Regions from separate parts of the Homo sapiens genome. Here region 1 is linked to region 2. A link is an interaction called in ENCODE POLR2A ChIA-PET data of the cell type or tissue named here. Cell type or tissue: MCF 10A. All regions are shown on one strand. Each heading gives the region's core, and the rest is flanking DNA. Links, peaks and the distances in the headings are about the cores only.

Region 1 (9,539 bases), core at 48-2,547, 290 kb before region 2:
TGAATCTGGTGTTGCTTTTTATGACTTCATTCATGCCTAAGTTTACTTATTTCCTATGAAAAGTCCTTGAGGACAGAGTTTTTTGCTTCCATTCAATAAACACTATGTGCATAAACAACCTATTTTAAGTTTTTGAAGAACTTCAGGATATGTAAGACAGTTTTGTGCCGCACAAAGTTACAACGTAACAGGGAGGGGGAAAAGCTTACACATAAATATTTATTGTGCAAGGCAGAATTAGATAAGGACCATGACGGGCATATAAAATGATAACAGAGCCCAAGAGAAAAATGGAGATCAATTTCTAGGGCAAGGATTGGTGAAGCATTAATATGTGAATTGGATCTTGAAGGATGGGCAGGATTTTGAAAAGCAAAGATAGAAAATGCAATCCAGTCAGAGTGAACCGGCACAGAGAGTGTAGGGAGGCATGTTCAGGCAATCATAAGATACTCAATCTGACTATTAAGTGTGGTTTGTAGGGAGGCAGTAATGAGACAAGAGGGGGTGAGGGGAGTTGATTCCAACAAAGTAACTCCAGAAAGGGTCTCCAAAGACAGCAGTTCATATATTGCAACATTTCCTGGAATAGGCTGAGCAGCAGGTCCTCAGCTAATCAGCGCTCTGCGTGCTGAGGTGCACATGCTCATCATTGGCACAGAAGAGGCCTCGGGGAATTCTCTGCAAAACAAAAGCAATTGTGCCATCTTCAAGCTCTGGGGCCTAAAGCCTATTAAGCAGTAAATCTTTCATAACTGCTCTCCACAGTCAGGGGAGGTGATGTCTCCCCATGTCCTCCCCATGCAAACATTTGGTTAAACAAATTGGCATCCTGAGCAGGTATAGCAAAACTTCTACAAGAAATGACATGGTCAAAAAACCAAACCAAAACAAACACAAAGAAATGTCACAGTGCCCTCAACCACTGGACTCTTAGCCATCCTGACTCCTCAGCATGTAGAGGACATCACTGTTCCTCTCCTCCTGCCCAGGCCCAGAATCTGCACACTACTTTCTTCAAATGCCTGCTGCGAATTTCTCAAGGGTCCTGAACACACAACATCCAAAAGCATTTCTGCTACTTGAACAGCTTAACTGGCTCCCTCCACTGCCGCAGCTTCAGCAGCTGTAAACAGAAGCCAGGCTGCATTCTCAGGCCCATCTGGAAAGTAATAAGACCCAGGGCCCGGTCCTAGGGGAGTCACCTGGTAGAGTCTACTCCCCAAGGGATGTGACTCTGATACTTGGAGCTTAGCAGAAAGAAACAGGCTGTGAGATAAAAGAGAGGCTGATTTGAGCCCCAGGGACAGAGTGTTCATTCACTCAGAGCTCTTAAGCTGAAGGCAACCTCTGCAAGGCAGGTGGCAGGGCCCTGTGTCTGCCTTCAGAGTCTTCCAAGGCTGGGGCTTCCAGAAACTTGCAGCAAGAGCTTCCTGGTCCTAAGTGGAACTCTTTTGGTTCCTGGGGATGTCTGCATAAGAAGCCAGGAGACTGGTGCAGTCTCAGCCCAGTGCACTGCCGCCCACGCCAACCCTGGGGCTGCAGCTCAGCCAACTTTGACTCACTCTCCAAGAATCATTCAAAATTGAGTCAACAATTAAGAATGATTACCAGATGACCACTAATGATGAAAGTTTCTCAAGGGTTCTGAACACACAACATCCAATGGCGTTTCTGCTGCTTGAACAGCTTAGCAGGACATGTCAGTCCTTCATTGCCCCTTCTCACACTTCCACACACCACAGGATGAAGACATTTATAGATCTCAAGAAACCTGGGGACTAGACCACAGGCAGCCCCAGTCATAGTTATCAGCTGAGGCATTTTCCCCAACAGATGCCAAGTGCTGCAGCAGAGAACTTGAGATTTTCACTTGAGTGGATGTCAGAGACAGAGAAAAACAGGTTGGCCTAGGGTGATGGGTGTCAAAATCTGCAGTACTACATGACAAGCTTTGTGGCAGAATTTGAGCTTATTTTTGCCTCTGTATCCAACTTTGTTAACATGCCACACTGTCCTCCGGGTGGTCTCAACGGACAGTGCAATCACAAGGATCATGAATCAGCTGAGCAGATCCGGGAACAGCACAGACTCCAAGGCAGAGTAGCTTCTGGAACAGCACGGACTCCAAGGCAGAGTAGCTTCTGGGACTGAACCCTGCCTCTGCTGCTTGCTAACCTTGCTATACCTCACTTTCCTCTCCTGTAAAAATGGGGATAATAACAGCACCTGCTATTGCTTGGTGGTTGTCATGAACATTTAATGAGTTAATATCTGTAAGTACTTAGACCTGGAACATGCTAAGCACCTCATATGTGTTTATTAAGTTTTTTGTGTTTGTCTTTTTTCCCAGAGTAAATAATCAGTTTTCATAATAACAAAGAACCATAGTTAACACTCACTGAGTGCTTTTGACATACAGGCAGTGAACTCTGATTGGATTACCACATTTAATTTTCATAGCCACCAAAGGAGGTAGCTGCTATTAATGTGCAAGTCTTAAAAATAAATTGCTAATGAGAGATGCAGGACAAACCTGGTCTGTGACTCCAGAACCCAAACTCTTCACCAGTGTATGCTTGAAGCATGAGAATCTCCTACTATCTTCTTTAAAAAGCTGATTGCGGGGCTCACCTCATGCCAAGGGCCCAAGTGCACCATATTCTTAAGAGGCTTTGGGGGCAGAATGAGACTTACTGGGTAAAAGGAGGGGGCAGCCAGATTACCCAGTGCTGCAGAGGATGGTCCACGATTCCCTCTCAGTACACCCCACAGGATGAGGTCACCAGCCCTGATCTTTCCCCAGAGGCTGGGGTGCCCAGCTCTGGACACCTGAGCCCTCAGCCTACCCCCTCTGAATGCAGCCATCCCCCAACTGAGTCAAAGGAACCATGGTCTGGTCAATTTTGTTCCTGTAGTTTTGCCATCTGTCACCCTACCTTAGGCTAACTCCTGTAGACCACCCTCCACTTCTGGAAGCTAACATTTCTTTAAAAACAAAAAACCTCCAACCCAAAATACTAATAAATAAAAACTGTTCGTTATTAAACTCCCTACATACTTAACAATTTGCATACAGAAATCAAGTCTGCTAAAAATCAATTACTGGGGTCTGAATACTTCAAACATGTATGCAAATTATTTAGAGTAAATGAACTTCACAGAGCAACAAAACAGTAACAAATCAAGCTGTCAGCATTTGTTTAATCACCTCGCCGCATTTTGTTTTTGAGAAACAGCAACACTGGGATTGAAAGGGGATGAGGAGTGTGTCATTTCCATTTAAACTCAGGCCTCCCAAATACGTTTTACCTAGCAGCCTCAAGGCTCAGGGTGATGGATGCTCCTGAAAGGCACCCAGCACCAGTACTGGAAAGGACTGTGGCTGCACTTTGAAAAGGGAAGGATAAGAGATCCGAATAATAAGTGGCATTTGAGAGGCCTTTTAATAAGTAGGGGAAACTGTAGGTGAGAAGGTAGGAGAGGCAGCTGAGCGTGACAGCCCTGAGCAGAGTTCAAAGTTTCCTTGTCATGGTGCTATTGATTTCCTGGGGACTTGCTCCAAGTTTCAATCTCTCTCCGCATACAAGGAGTGAGAGGATGCAGACATCCCCAGAGGATGACAAAGCCCTGTGTCTTCTCTACCTCTTCTATCACCAAACCTGCAGGACTCCTGTGGACCCAAACAGGACAGCATCCCTAGCACAGAGCAGGCGCCCACCAAAGGTTAATTTTATCTTTCCCACCTATATGCAGAACTATTCAAGAGTCAACTGGCACCCAGCACAAATCCAATTATTTTTTTCAAAATGACTTTTTACAGAAACCTTTCTCAAGGAACAAACCAAGAATGAATTAATTTAAAGAGATTTGTTAAGCTGTAAAGCATTGAATTCAAAAGCCAGTTAATTACTGGTTCCATGTAACTTTTTTTGATTAATTTTATTTTTAAGCTCACTACTTGGTCTCAATTAAGGTGGTGATATTTTAATTATCTTAATTGTTTCTGAACTTGTTTTTCAGTTCAACGAGTTATTTTTTAATTAGCTACATTGATTTTAAAATCCTGAATCAAGCCTTTGCACTCTTCTTGAGCACATCCTATAGGCTAATTGGCAAAGGGTCATGACACCTAGCACAGCAGAGCTTGATACCACCTCAGAGATGCTCAGATGAGAAGAAGGTTCCATTTTGTGGGGTGGCCCAAAGGGTTCCTCACCTGGGGGAAATCACACACATTTGTGTTTATTCAATTAATATTTACAGAGTATCATTCAGCGTGAAGAATCTTTCTGCAGGCTAAAGGTGAATACAAAGAGGTGAGCAAAAAGATGTTCTTCCAGCTCTCCAGGGGTTCACCGTTGAACATAGGAGACAGGTGAGACAGGTAAGGTACCTAATTCAGCCTTTCAGGGGGTCAGGTGAGACTTCCTGGACAGACTGACATCTATGGAAAAGTAGGTTTAAACCAGATAATAGGATGAGGAAGAACACTCCAGATAACAGGAAGTTGTCTTTCCAGGGGTAAGAAAGTTTGTGGCAGGCTTAAGGAATTCAAGTGTTTCATGAGGCTGGCAGCAGTTGGAGCAAGCCGGTGAGTAAAAAGGCTGGAGAAGAGGCTGAGCCTGGTCCTGAAGGGCCTTGGAGCCACAGGGACCATGCTGGGGAGCCAGGGCCTTTGAGTTCCACAGTGCCTTCAACCCAGCATGCAAGAACCTGTGACCAGACTAAAGTCGGGGGAGAGGGGCAGGAAGAGGGAACCCTAAATATGCATTTTATGTAGAAAGTGGCACTTAGTAAGAACAGACACACTACATATATTCTCGTCCGCCAAATGACAGAGGACATCAGGGCTGAAAGGCCCAGTGGTCAACTCTTAGAACCCCTTTTCTCCTGCCAGGAACCTCCTTCCTCCCTCTCCCCAGGAACACCAAGCCACACAGGATTCCGGGAGGCACAAGATACCTGTTGAGACCAGTAAGCAAAAGATTAATCTAAAACAGCAGCTTGAACTCCTGGCCCACTCTGGTGAGTTCCAGAATCTTCCTCAGGCCAGAGGCCACTCGATTTGCAAAAAGTCCACCAGTTAAAGATGCCTTGTTGTCTCGCTGTTGCTTTTAAGACTGCTCTCTGCCTGAGTCATGCGATCCCAAGGTTCACGTGAAGAGCAGACACTCCCAGTGATTCATTAGGAGTGACTTAATGGACGACTGACAAAGAAATTACACCAAACTGTGAAAACCTCGTCAAGCTATGAGCAGGAACATTTATTGCAGCTTGTCTGTCCCCATGGTAACCCGTGCATGCATCTTGCCTCCCTTGTCTCCAGAGAGGCTTGTTCACCAGCTGACGACAGAGCCTCTCAGAATATAAAATAGAAGATTCTGCCCATAGGATTTTTGCTGTAACCAGAGAAGAATGGCAGCTTGGAAAGCCTCCTCACAATTCTTTCCTTTCATATTCAAGGGGCTGGCCAAGTTCTCCGAGGCCAAACAAAGGGCCTATTAGACATGTGCCTGGATAGGGCAGAGAGCAGAGTGGCATAAAGGTTGGACTCATGCATTTAAGGATTGGGGAATTGGTGGGGAGGGACACAGGACAGACAGAGACAAAGAGGCAGAGGAGAGAAAGATGAGTCTGACCAAAGATAGCCCTCCTGGGAAGAGACCTTTTCTTTCCCCTTTAAACTGAGGTCCTGGGGACTTCTTTCTGTGTCAAAGATAAAAGCATCTTCTCTGTTACATTATTTGTGTATGTGTGTGTGTGAGGTGGGGGAGAGGGTTATAAATTGATAACAGCCTTTTTTGGGGGTCAATTTTTTGGTTGTGCCCTTAAATGATAACAATTGTTAAATGTAGGTAGATGGGTGTATAGCAGTTTATAGTATCCTCTCAACATTTTGGTATACATAAAAATTATAACAAGAGAAAAGGGAAAAAAGAAACATCCTATGACCCAGCAAGTGAACATATTAGGCAAAAATGTTCATCTTAATAATCTGTAATAAGGGAAAATTATAACACTTTGAATGTCCATCTGTGTTAGTCTGCTCGGGCAGCCATAATGAAAGTACCACAGACTGGTGGCTTAAACAACAGAAATTTATTTTCTCACAGTGCTGGGGACTAGAAGTCTGAGATCAGGGTGCCAGTAAGGTGAGGTTCTAGGAGGGCCCTCTTCCTGGCTTGCAGCCAGCCAGCTTTTTGCTACGTCCTTACATGGTCTTTCCTCGATGCAAGCACTTGGAGAGACAGAGAGCCAGCCCTCTCTCGTGTCTCTTCTTATAGGACACTTATCCTATCAGCTCAGGGCTCCACTCTTTGGACCTCTTTTAACCTTAATTACTTTCTTAGAGGCCCCCTCTCCAAATACAGACATCCTAGGAATTGGAGCTTCAACGTGGGAATTTGAGGGGGATAAAAACATTCAATCCAGAACACCAACTGTAGGGAAATGGTTTAGTTAATAACATAATACATTTTTTAAACATCATGCAACTATTTTACAGAAACTAGTAGATCTATATTTGGTAACATAGGTAGATATTTATGATAAATTAAGTGAAAAGGCAAGTTGAAGATGAGAAAACCAATTTGAAACGGTAAAGTAACTTCCCAGCACCATAAAGCCTTAATGGCAAAGCCAGTACTCAGAACCAGACCTGCCTTCTTCCAAAAGAAGCGCCTTTCCCTTCCCTACCCTTCCTCTCCGGACAGCCACAGCCTCTGCCCCACTCACAGACCAGGGCCCTCAGTTTCTCCTGATTGCCCTCTATCTCATATCCTGTCTGCAGCAAGGAGACAATGACAAGCCATGACCATGGCCAGGGTCCAGAGCAGGTGTCCAGCCCTGGGTGATCTTGGCATGTGTCTCTGAGATGAAGGAGTTAAGGACTACCCACTACTGAGAGTGTCTGGGAATTGCTTGGCCCCTCTGCTCACATGCAAAGCAAGACATTATGAGCAACCACTGATAAGCCCAACATGGTAATTTACATGTCCTGATCATTAGAAAAGAAGGCGTTAAGAGGGGTCTGCCAGAGCAGCTGTGGAAATGTGTGTCATAAAATCAACAACCACAAAATTTTATTAGCCTGGGCAGCCAAGCCTCCCTTCTCAAAGCTATCATCTCACATTTTCCCTGCTCCCCAGCTGCTCTGACAAGGACCCTCACTCAGCATTTCCATCAAGAAATTGATTTCCCTTTGAAAGTGTGATGGGAGTGGAAAGAGGAAGTAGAAGGAAAGGGGGAATTAAATAGAAAGGAAGGGGAGGGAGAACATTACATACTCTGTCACCCAATTAGGGGGCTGACATGGAGACAATGACAACGACCAACTATAGAATAATGTACTATTATCCTAATTCAACAATAAAGAAACTGATACAGAGATCAGATCATTCTTAATTTACCAACTGGTAACTGACAGAGAAATGTTAAGCCTGTTTGTGGTCACACAGCCAGTGAGCCTGGATTTTAATCTTGGCGAGTCTCACACCAAGGCTGATACTTGAAGCCACTAAGCCACTAATGAAAATAACTTCTGATGGGGATAAAGGTGATGATTAAAGTGTCAAGCAGCAATGTATCACACCCCTCTGTCCACCTTCCCCAAGATTCATGTTACCCAGAAGACCTCATAAAAAAAGACTTCCTGTGAAAAAAAAAGATTGAGCTATCAGAAATCAAAGCCAAATTGCTGGCTATCTTAATAAGCTTGTATTACTTTTATAATGAATACAAAAGTGCGAGCTGCTTTTAAAGGCAATGCTGCTGTCCTGTGAACTTAACTCCCTCTGACTTAAGAAACAATAGTGACCAGGTGAACTGACTGTGGTTCCTTCCGTGAGGGGTTTCTGTGAAGTGTGCGTATGTTCCACACTGCTAATGGGGAGATGCATGAAGCCCAGCGCAGCATGGGACAGGGCAGTGTAGGCAACAGGAGCTGAGAATGGCCTGGCCTCTAAGTAGAGAAAAAGATATCATCCACAGAGAAGTCTTCACCTTCTCATCCATCACAATGGCCAGAATTTATTAAAATGCTATAATAGTAAAGGTATTTGGGTTCTATTTCATTATAATTGACATAAATTATTCATAAGACATTTATGAACAAAGGAGAGAGATTTACTCAAAATACAAAAGAACCAATTCTATAACCTAAGAGAATAAGAGGGCATAAAAAGCATAGTAAAAATCAAATATTTCCTGGAAAAAAGTGTACTTAAAAGATCACTGTGGCTCACACAGTCTATCTTTTGTACCTGTGCTTCACTTTAATGCAATTAAAATTTCTATAAAAACATGGAGCTTTTCCCAGGCCAAAGACATCCAGAGAATTAACTCTTTTGGTGCTGATTATTCTGACATTATTCAGCAGCCATGGTTGTTGATCATGTAAGGATTGGGAAACTCAGCAACTCCAAGAATTTCTGCCAAATTTTTAGTGTACCTAGAAGATAAGAACCCAAAGCATTTGGCTCGGAGAGATGTAAGTTTGAGAGGAGAGAGGCAGCTTTGCCACTTCTTGCCTATGAGGTATCTTGATGGGTTACTCAACTCTTTAGGATTCAGTTGCAGGCAAACAGATCCACTTTACTGAGATGTTGTGAGGATCTGATGGGATAACACATGAAGGTTTTCTAGCACAGGGCCTGGCGCACAGTTCATGCTCATTTATTATCCTCATGGCTTTTACCAGCTCTTTTTAGCTTGCTCCTAAAATACAGAAAATGGATGTCCACCAAGGGCAAGGGACCCTGGACACTTCAGAAACACAAGATCCTGGAGCCATAATTCTGTTCAGTCTTTCCAATCTCAAAATGGTAAACTCTATAAGAAGAAACATTAAAGCTTTTCAACATCAAGCATGGGGTCCACTTTGTCCCGAAAACTTCTGCTGACTAACCACATCCACACCACTGATGAAGCCACCCTACAACAAACAAGTAGCTCATGCCTCTCTAGTAGAGCTGTACTCTGCCTTGTCTCTACCCACAGATAGTAAGGGCTGGGAATAAAGGATGAAAATCCTCTTCCTCTCCTAAGTTTTGGGCACTAGGTTCACACAACAGAGCCTTGTACACAAACCTACGCTCATGCTCTTTTTGTTTTAGGAGAAGCTCTGTGGGCTTTGAAATGTCACTATTGAAGAGTCACAGAGCTTAATTGTTAAGGTATCTTAAGGGCCCACATTCAAGCACTGTTGGTAAGAGGCTAGAAAAAAAGAAGAGCTTGGTTAGGGAAACAGAATCTGGCAAATATTGTTGATCCAAGCAGACAAGGAGTCCAGGGAATTTGGTGGCAAGGGGTATGTTGGGGACAAATGGGCAGGCAGGGCTCAGCAAGGCAGGTGTGGTGTATAAGGTTGGGGCTTTCTGATCCTCAGCCCATGAATGTCTTCTGCCCTCTCCTACAGAGCCTGGCAGTGACAGGTGTTAATTGAACAGGAAAGTCTGTAGGGAAAGCCTACCCCAGATTAGAAACAGGGATCTCAAATCACCTCTCAGAGCCTCAGATGAAGAGGTCACTTCTGCAGT
Region 2 (10,344 bases), core at 3,201-5,700:
AAGCCCTTCAGCTTCTCTCCATCTCCACTGCTGCCATCATCCAAGCCAATAACAGCTCTCTCGCATGGACTGATGGAACTCCCTCCAACCTGAGTGCCCTTGTTCTTCCCCAACCTGTTTTCATCCTGCAAGAAGAATGATCTTTTACAGACTTACATCTGATGATGGTACTCTCGCCCTACCTTGAGTGGTTTCCCTTTATTCTTTGGATAAATACCAAAATTTCCACATGGTTTTCATGATGCTGTGAGGATCTGGGCCCTGCCTACTTTTCCAGCAGTCTTTGCTTTTCTCCTATTCACTCATTGTTTTCCCACAGATTGGTCTCCTTTCAGTTCCTGAAATGCAGCAGGATTCTGCTTTCTCAGGCTGCTGTGTCTCTGGAAATAGACGTGACTCTGCCCCTTGGGATCACATATCCCGCAAAACATAATCCCACAGAAAACTTACATGTACCCTTCATCTCTGTTTAAGGCAGAACTTTCTCTGTGAAATGTTTCCAGCTCACCCCCACCCCCATTATATCAGGTCTCTCATTACATAATACATTATATTATACTTTCCTTTACAGCACTTACCACCACTGTAATTACTACTTACTTGGATAAGTATTTGTTTAATGGCTGTCACATTTGCTGAATGTAAGCTCCATGAAGGCAGAAACAAGTTCAACATGCTCAGTACAACGGCCTCAGAGCCAGTGCATTCCCTAGCTCATAGTAGGCAATCAGTAAGTATGATTTGGCTTAGCACATTCAGCATGCCCACATGAACTGAGAAGAATAAACTGAGGCCTAGAAAAGGAAAGGGGATTTCCCAAAGCCTTGTCTTCTTTGGCAGAGCTGTGGTTTATTAAACCCTGGACTCTTAATCCACAGTTCAATCCTTAGCCCATACTGATACTGAAGTCACTGTAGACCCAAGAGATCAATCCATCTATAACCCAAAAGAGAGGAGAAAAACTAAACTGTGGAGACCAGAGATCTCTATTCAAATCCTGGATGGACTGACCACTTAAATCTTACAACACTATGGCAGAAATTAAGCAAGCTGATGTGTACACTATGATTGGTGTAGAATCTGGCCTGAGTGGTCTCTCCAGAGACGTGGCTGTTCTAGGACACCTTGTGAAGTGTGTCTTCAATTCCTGTGTGTCCACCTCAATCCAGGCCAGAATAGCAAGTACTTGGGAAGGCAGGAGAGCATTTCATATTGAGCAGTTGCTGCTCCCCCAGGCAGCTGGTAAACAGCGTTTGATGAGGATGATAAACACATGATACTAATCTTACTACACAGAGGTGTGTTCAACATTCTAGCACACAGAGCCACATGGCAGGTGATCCATCTTAAAAAGATGACATTGCTGGCTGATTTCTGCCACAGTGTATTTACTTGGAATTTAAATTTAGATTTAAACCTACCTATAGCATTATTATAGAATATACCAAAGGCTCTATTCACAGGTGGGCAAAAAGACTATCCATCACCCCAGCTCATACTCCGCAATTCACAGACAGCTTCTTCCTTCATCCAGGACAGCTGGGTGTCCTGGAAGCTTTTCTACCACTGGCATATTAAAATGATGCTTCAGCCAATTCTGTAATCACCTATTTATTTTGCCCATGATGTTTCAGGCCCTGTGCTAGACCCTGGGGATTCAGCAATGATGAGACACAGCCTCTGCCCCAGGAAGCTCCCAGCCTAGCAAAACTACATTTGCATAGTCCTTTACAATCTACTAAGTGATTGGACTTAAACCTTTTATCCACCTCTCCTGGTATTTTCATTATCTTTGTATATGTCTTCCTTGGTTGGAGAAGATTTTGACATAAAATTTGTTTCCAGTTAAAATGCGGCAGAGGAACTTAATCACTCTCATTTTGGCTTTAGAATTCTAATTAAGGAAAAATAAACCCTGGATTCCTCCAGAAATGTATACCGTAACTGACTGTTGAGTGGCTGCCCAAAAGCCACGGCAAACACCTTTTCCCTTGCTGCCTTTCACTGCAGAGATGGCAGAGTCACCCATCCACTTGCCTTCTTTACACTGAGGGGTCATCACATGATCTAGTTCTGGCCACAGCGATGTCTGTAGAAATCTGTTCAGAGGCTTCTATGAAAGCTTTTGCTTTAATTTTTTATAAAGACAGTCCAAGCTAGTTTGGCCCTTATTTCTTCTCCCCATCTTCATCCTAGGTGTAATGTTTGGGGCTGTAACAGCCACCCCACAAACAGGAAGCAATGAGGGAGCCATACGGGAAAGACCCAGAGAATCAGATGTTAGCTCTGATGTTGTTGAGCTAATGAGGCAAGGACAGCAGCTATAGCCCTTCAGACTAGTTATTAAGTAAGAAAAACAAACTCCTCATTCTTTAAATCAGTGTAGGAGAGGTTTTCTGTTACCTACAGCCAAACAGTCTTGGAATGCATGGTTCAGGAGATGATTAAGCACACAGCCTTTGAACTAGACACACTTGGGTTTGTGTACCAGCTCAGTCACCCACTGGCTGCGTGGGGCTGGACAAGTTATTTAACTGCTCAGAGTTCTGTTTCCATCTTCCATGAAATGAACATACTATAACTGCCTTTTTCACAGGCTTGCTGTTAGGAATAAGTGAGATGGTATATGCCATGATTTGGATATGGTTTGTTTGTCCCCACCAAAACTCATGTCTAAATTTGATCCCCGGTGTGGTGGTGTTGGGAGGTGGGACCCAGTGGGGAGTGTTTGGGTCATGAGGGTCTCACCCTGGTGGGTGGCTTGGTGCCATTCTGGAGGTAGTGAGTGAGTTCTTCCTCTGGCAAGACTGGATTATTTCTCAAGGAAAATGTACTAGTTCCTGCAAGAGTGGATAGTTACAAAGCCAGGATGTCCCTTGTGTTTTGTCTCTTTGCATGTGTCCACTTCCCCTTTGACCTTCTCACTATGTTATGATGCAACTTAAAAGCTCTCACCAGAAACCAAGGCCATGCCATTGAACTTCCCAGCCTGAAGAACTATGAGCTAAATAAGCCTCTTTTCTTTATAAATTGCCCCGTCTTTGGTATTCTATCACAGCAACACAAAATGGACTAAGACAGTGCATGTAAAGAGTTTTTGTGCAATGTCTAGATAAATAACTACTCAAATGATAAACTGCAGCCAATAAGCACATGAAAAGATAATAACCATAATCATTAAGTAAATGCAAATCAAAACCACAATGAGATACCACTTCACACCCCTTAGGATGGTTATTACATAAAACAAAAACGAACCCAGAAAATAACAAGTGTTGGTATGAGGATATGGAAAAATTGTGCACCACTGATGGGAGAGTAAAATGATGCAGCTGCTATGGAAAAACAGCACTGAGGTTCCTCAAAAAGATAAACATAGAATTACCATATAACTCAGCAATTCCACTTCTGGATATACACCCAAAAGAACTGAAAGCAGGGACTGGAGAAGATATCTGTATACCCATGCTCATGGCAGGATTATTCACAATAACCAAAAGGTAGAAACAACCCAAGTGTCCACTGACCAGTGAAAAGATTTTTTAAATGTAGTATATAATACAACGAAATATTATTCAGCCATAAAAAAAGGAAATTCTGACATATGACACACCATGAATGAATCCTAAAGACATTATGCTAAGTGAAATAAGCCAGACACACAAAGACAGATGCTGTTAGGATTCCTGCCTGACTTATGTGAGGCACCTAGAGTAGTCAAACTATTCACAGAGACAGCAAGTAGAATGGTGGTTGCCTGGGGCTGGGAGAAAAGGAGAACAGTGCTTCCATTATGCAAGACGAAAAAAATTCTGGAGCTAGACAGTGGTGATGGTTGCACTACAATGTGAATATACTTAATGCCACAGAAGTTCACAGATTAAAATAGTGAATTTTATGTTATATTTTATTGCATTTTTAAATAAATTTTTAAAATAAAAATGAAATAAAATGATGACCTGCATTACTGATCCTAATACTGATATTATCATCTTACTGAGTTTTCAGTAACTCGGTAAGTTGTCAGACAATACCACTGGCTGGGTACAACCCTGGGTCAAATGCTGAAATGCTTGCCCCCATTGCATATTTGTCCTAGATGAACATATCTAAAAGGCATTTCATCCATGCAGCAAACAAGCATATTTACTTCTTTCTCTAGGAAACCAAAGGTAAGTCAAATGGTTTCCTGCCCTGTGGAAGGCAAAAAGATGTTCACAAATAGCCACACTACAAGGTAAGATGTAGCACCTGCCTTGAAGACAAATGCAGAATCTTCAGAGAGCAAAGCCACTGCTTCTGGCTTTGGGGTTTGAGGAAAGTTCCAAAGAAGAGACGGAAATGGAGCTGGACTTGAAAAACCAGAACCTTTATTGCTGAAACAGAAGGAGTGTTACAGATGATTCCAGGTAGAAATAGCAGCAATGTGAGCAGAGACAGCAGAGCATCTTGTTTGGTTAGAGGGAACTGTACATTAGGGTGAACAGAAAAGACAATAGCCAGTTCACTAGGCAGAGAAGCCATGTCTTTATTTCATGGAGGAGGGCAGGAGATAAAGATGTGTTTGCATCCACAGCACCTAGGACTCTCTTAGCACACATCAAGTTGTCAAAATTGTCAATTCAATCATTGACCAGCAGATAGGAAGATCTGTAGAATCCTCCAGATGTCTAGCATTGATGCTCAGGAGAGGCAGGCCCCATTTGGCTGCCAAAACCACCTCTTTCATGTCACTATTGTCTAGGCTACTTCCCAAGAGATGGAGAAGCATAGCAAACGGGCGAACATCTCAGAAGGCCTTTGGTTATTGATGGACACCACAGGCCAGTCCTAACCTCCCAAAAACCTTTATCATGCATGCTCCCAGATGGAATCCAACCAACTAGAACAAAGCTTCCCTTCCAAAGGAACACTGAGACTACCCTCCCAGGACAACTTGAACTCTGGGCATTGTGCCCTTTGAAAGCATTTTCCATGTCCTTATCTAAATGGAAGGCAAGTACACTAGCACAAATAATTGAGGGGAAAAAAATGGACAAGGAGACCCAATCAAAAAAAAGTATTCAATTGAGTACCATTTTAAGGAATTATTTCAAAGTTCTAATCACTATAAGTGATGAAACAATTCATGACAAAAATTGCAATTACCAAAGAAATAATCTGTTCTGCAACAGCAATTTTAGTGACATTTATAACACACAAGAAATCATGAAGCTTAATTATTTGAATTTATTGAGGCTACAGATGCCATGTTTAAATCTAATTAAACAGATCCACCAAAACTGACCATCTGAAGAAATGGCAAAGTTGCTGAACCGAACACTGGTTTTTAAAAGCAGTTCGTGAACAGCCTCCAAATAGGCAGTGAGTAATGATCTATCTTTCTTCCTCAGCTGTCATTTGGGGAAAAAAGAGACATTTCTTTATTGATCTTCAGTCCTTCACAATAGAATTTACCTCAACTCCTAAAAAACATCCCCCATTCCAATGATCTTTGATAGATCTGCAGGATAAATGGGGACTCTCCTACTATTACCTTTCAGGTCTCACACTCAAACTATATTAGATCTCAAGGAAGTAGGTACAAATCCTTAAAAGTGATTGAGAAAAAGATTTCCCTTCTCCATTTCTTTTTTTTCTTTTTTTTTTTTTTTTTTTTTTTTTTTTTTGAGATGGAGTCTCGCTCTGTCACACAGGCTGCAGTGCATGGTGCGATGGTGCGATCTCGGCTCACTGCAAGCTCCGCCTCCTGGGTTCACGTCATTCTCCTGCCTCAGCCTCCCTAGTAGCTGAGATTACAGGCGCCCGCCACCACGCCCAGCTAATTTTTTTTTTATTTTTAGTAGAGACTGGGTTTCACCGTGTTACCCAGGATGGTCTCAATCTCCTGACCTCGTGATCTGCCCGCCTCGGCCTCCCAAAGTGCTGGGATTACAGGCGTGAGCCACCACGCCCGGCCTCCATTTCTTAAGAATGTTAACTGGTAAATATCAGTAGCCTACAGAATTTGTATAATTCCTGAAATATCAATGAATTGTTTGCTTAAATAATAAGTATTCTATGAAGCAAGATTCTGATTATAAAAGTAATAAATGTTCAAAGAAGAAAATATGGAAAACATGAAGAAACAAAAAGAATTAAAATTTCCAACAATCCCACTAACCACATATGATCACAATTAACATTTTGCACTTACTTCCAATGTCATTTCTAAGCTTACATACTTTTATCACAATGCGAACATGTTATATTTATAATCTTACATCTTGTTCTACCATTAAACATGATATCAAGTACATTTAATTTCTTTAAGTAACCTCTCATTGCTGGATTTATAGCTTGTTCCCAATTTTTAAACTTTCATCAATAAACTGACTTACATTCACATAGATAAACCTATGGTTGCATCTCTAATTAATTCCTTAAGAGAATTCTCAAAAATAAACTCTTGGGATGGCATTCATTGACTCGTTAAAGTTCTAATAAGACCTGCCAAATTGATTTATCTAAAAGTTATACCAATCTACATTTCTACCAATGGTATAATAAATAGCTCAAATTTAAAACTCTTTTCTTTCCTTTCCAACAGCATTACTTAACTTTCAGTGAATTTCTTACCAATTTTTTTGTATGTTTCTCTGTTTTACAGATTTTTGATACACTATTTTGTCTCCTGTTGTTTCCACTTCATATTAAACTCATTTCCTTAGGATATTAAGAGTTCTTTGAAAACATGATTTTCTTAAGGGGCACATATAAGCCATCCTATAAAATGTATTTCTTTAAGTAAAGTGGGAGGCATTGAAAGGCTTAAGATTTTTTTCGTGTTTATTAGCTATTTGTATTTATTCTGTTAATTGCCATCTTACTGCCTTCACCAATTTTCCCACTAAGGTTTTAGTGTTGTTCTTATTTCTATATTAACAAAATTAATGCTTTGTTGCATGTGTTTTTCTTAGATTTTTTTTTTTACCAGCATCTTAATTTTAATTTCTTGGGGGAGTTTTTTTACTTATTAAAACACTAATTTTAGCTGGGCGCGGTGGCTCACACCTGTAATCCCAGCACTTGGGATGCTGAGGCAGGCAGACCACCTGAGGTCAGGAGTTCAAGACCAGCCTGGGCAACGTGGCAAAACCCAGTCTCTACTAAAACATGTAAAAATTAGCCGAGTGTTGGTGGCACATGCCTGTAAATCCCAGCTACTCAGGAGGCTGAGGCAGGGAAAATTGCTTGAACCCAGGAGGTGGAGGTTGCGGTGAGCCAGAATTACACCACTGCACTCCATCCTGGGTGACAGAGTGAGATTCTGTCTCAAAAAACTATATATATATTAATTCTGTATGGAGAAATGAGTCATTTTCCTCCAGTGATATTTTGTTTCTGTTGACTTCCCTAATGTCAGAGTTAACCACAATTTTTCCTACTTTTCATTTTTTATTATTAAAATTTTTGCATCAAATCAAAATTTATTTTGGTATATAGGGTGAGGAAAGGCTCTAATCCCATTTTTTCCAAATAGTTAACTTAGAATATATTAAATAATTCATCCTTTCCCTCCATCATGTACTAAACCCTCTTTCACATTAGGCTCTGTTTCTAGACTATTCTGTTCCACTTACTGGCATGTTCCTGCAATAATAACCACGTGGTCTTAATTAGCATCATTTGAGTACATTTTATATCTGGAAATGTAAATCTCCTCTATTATGCATCATTTCCAAAAATTTTTTGGCAATTCCAGCTAGCATATTCATATTTGAGAATAATTTGACACAATCCAAAAAAAGAAAGAAAGAAAGAAAACCCCAGCTGAGATGCTGATTGGAATGGGGTGAAATGATACATTACTTTGGAAAGAACTGACATCTTTATCACACAGAGAGAAACTGGCAGCACATATCTCCCTTTATTGAAGTCTCCTTTTATGTCATTCAGTAAATTTTTGTGATTTTCCTCATAAGGATTCTGTAACATTTCCTGTTATGCTATTCCTGTGTGTTTTATACATTTTTACTCCTAAGTAAACTACACCAAGCAAAGAAAGTCTGAGATTGTATGCCTGAATTTCAACATCACATCATGAAATATGTGCCTGTCTCTCTTTAGGGTCTGACAGAGAGGGCCCAACATTTCCGGAATGAATGAGTGACGAATGGGTCCGAAAGCCCTAGTATCAGGACAGAACTGGGTGGGCTACACTGTGTAGCAGACTCACAATTGTTCTTTCATGCTCAGTGCCAATTTTATATTTTCAAAGAATAAAAAATCATCTTAAAATAATCACACAACTACCTCTGATAGTTCTGCCATCATGGTACACTTTCCCGCCACTCCTCATCCTCCATCTCATCCCAAGAGGTGGGTACAACCAAACCAAAGTCCTTCTAGGGAACTTCAGTTTGGGACAGAAATGACTAGCCTTTGGAGCTGAGCCAAGACAGAGATATCTCTTCATGAAAACCATCTCTGAATCCCTGTAGAGGAGCACAGAGGAAACAGAGGTCAGCCCTGATGGATATTATAAAGCAGGTTTGCAATAAAAGAGATTAAGTTTTTTAACAATTTTATTGAGATCATCATCCGTATACCATACAATTCACCCAATTAAAGTGCACAATGGGTTTTAGTAGAGTTGTGCAACTATCACCACAATGGATTTTAGAACATTTTTATCACCTCTAAAAGAAATCCTGTAGTTTTTTTAAATTGTGGTAAAATATACATTAACTTTCCCATCTTAACCTTTTTAAAACAATTTTTAATTGATGTATAATAAATGTACAAAGCTATGGAATACATGTGATAATTTAACACATTCATATAATTTGTAAAGATCAAATCAGTGTACTTGGGATATCTAGTACCTTATATACTTGTCATTTACATATGCTAGAAACATTCAAATTATTCTCTTCTAGCTCTTTTGAAATGTACAGATTATTGTAAACTATAGTAACCACTTCTAAGTCTACAGTTTGGTAGTGTTAAGTCGATTCCCTGAAGCCAATCTCCAGAACTTTTTCATCTTGAGAAACTGAAATTTATACCCATCAAACAGTAACTCCCCATTCCCTCTCCCCACCCAGTTCCTGGCAACTGCCACCTTAATTTCTGTTTCTGTGATTCTGACTACTCTAAGTATCTCATATAAGTAGAATCATAACAGTATTTGTCTGTTTGTGACTGGCTCATTTCACTTAGCATAATGGCCCCAAGGTTTATCCATGTTTTAGCATATGTCAGAATTTCTTTCCTTTTTTAGGCTGAATACATTATGAGCTTTTTTAAAGAGAAGAGAAGGGAGGGAGAGGTAAGGGGGCAGTGAGGGAAGAAGTAGGGAGCAGGGAGGGAGACCAGAAACTGGGGGCTCCTGCACAGGTCCAGGCAGGAGATGATGGCGGTCTGCCCTCAAGGAGAGATGGGAAACTGGATGGGAGTAGATGAGTTCAAGATATATTTGGATTAATATAATGAAAGATAAAATGAGAGGACTTGCAGATGAATGGGATATGGGAAAGGGAGAGGAATGCCCAAGGGTGACACCTTGCCTAATAGAAGGAAGACTACAGGGAGCAGAGAAAACCCAAACCAGGCAGCTCCTGGGTACACCTCCTAAATAACCCAAAGGAGAAATGCAAGTCCTCAAAGTAGTGAATGCAGTTCTGCCCTGGAAGGGAATATCTACAGCCAATTCCCCTCTTAGAATCTGCCCTGGAAGGGAATATCTACAGCCCAATCTATCACCACTGTGTGCCTTTGTAAGAAAACTTCATTTCTAAAATTTCATTTGGAGATATTTGCATATGCACACACACACACACACACAGAAGCCACCAAGCTGAACCTGATGACCTGTTTGTCTGAATTCCCACCCATAGGTTCCAAAAGGAAGGTAGCATCTCTTCTCAGCCAAAATGAACTGGCAGGCAGGCTGCTGAATTGCAGAGAGAGCAGTAGGAGGTAGACTAGACAGACTCCCCAATCACAAGGAAAATAACCATTACTTAAGTTTTCCAAGTCAAGTCAGCTGTAAAAGTCCATGATAAAAGTAAGTAAAGTTTTCAGATCATTTGGGTTCGTTAGGCAGGGCTCAACAACTCAACACGTGACTTAAGAGGGTGCAATGCATCAGTAAAGCACACACTTTGGAGTCAGATGCTGGTTCTACCACCAAATAGCTCTGTGGCCACAAGCAAATTATACCATCTGAGTTTCAGTTTCCTTATTTGTAAAATCAAGATAATCAAGCCTAATTCATAGGATTAGTGTAGCAGTCACACGAAACAGACAAGGGGAGGACAGGAGATGAAGAGACAGAGGATGGGGATGTTGCATGTGGGT

The links. Peaks named below come from ENCODE experiments on the same cell type or tissue, not always from the same donor. Only the 100,000 strongest peaks of a DNase experiment are listed, where the experiment ranks them.
Region 1: POLR2A ChIA-PET joins it to region 2 with 5 read pairs; 2 of 35 experiments call an interaction of 5 or more read pairs at or near these places.

What each region holds. Positions count from the first base shown.
Region 1 is chr5:137,141,335-137,150,873 of GRCh38, forward strand. The region is part of intron 3 of SPOCK1 (SPARC (osteonectin), cwcv and kazal like domains proteoglycan 1); the gene reads right to left. Among named protein-coding and RNA genes, the nearest start is that of SPOCK1, 350 kb to the right of the region's middle. RefSeq lists an enhancer at 4,130-5,329. In MCF 10A, for the core only: no CTCF peak of the experiment used is centred there; DNase peaks (open chromatin) are centred at 667 and 1,557.
Region 2 is chr5:137,428,842-137,439,185 of GRCh38, forward strand. All of the region lies in intron 2 of SPOCK1 (SPARC (osteonectin), cwcv and kazal like domains proteoglycan 1), which reads right to left. Among named protein-coding and RNA genes, the nearest start is that of SPOCK1, 65 kb to the right of the region's middle. In MCF 10A, for the core only: no CTCF peak of the experiment used is centred there; no DNase peak of the experiment used is centred there.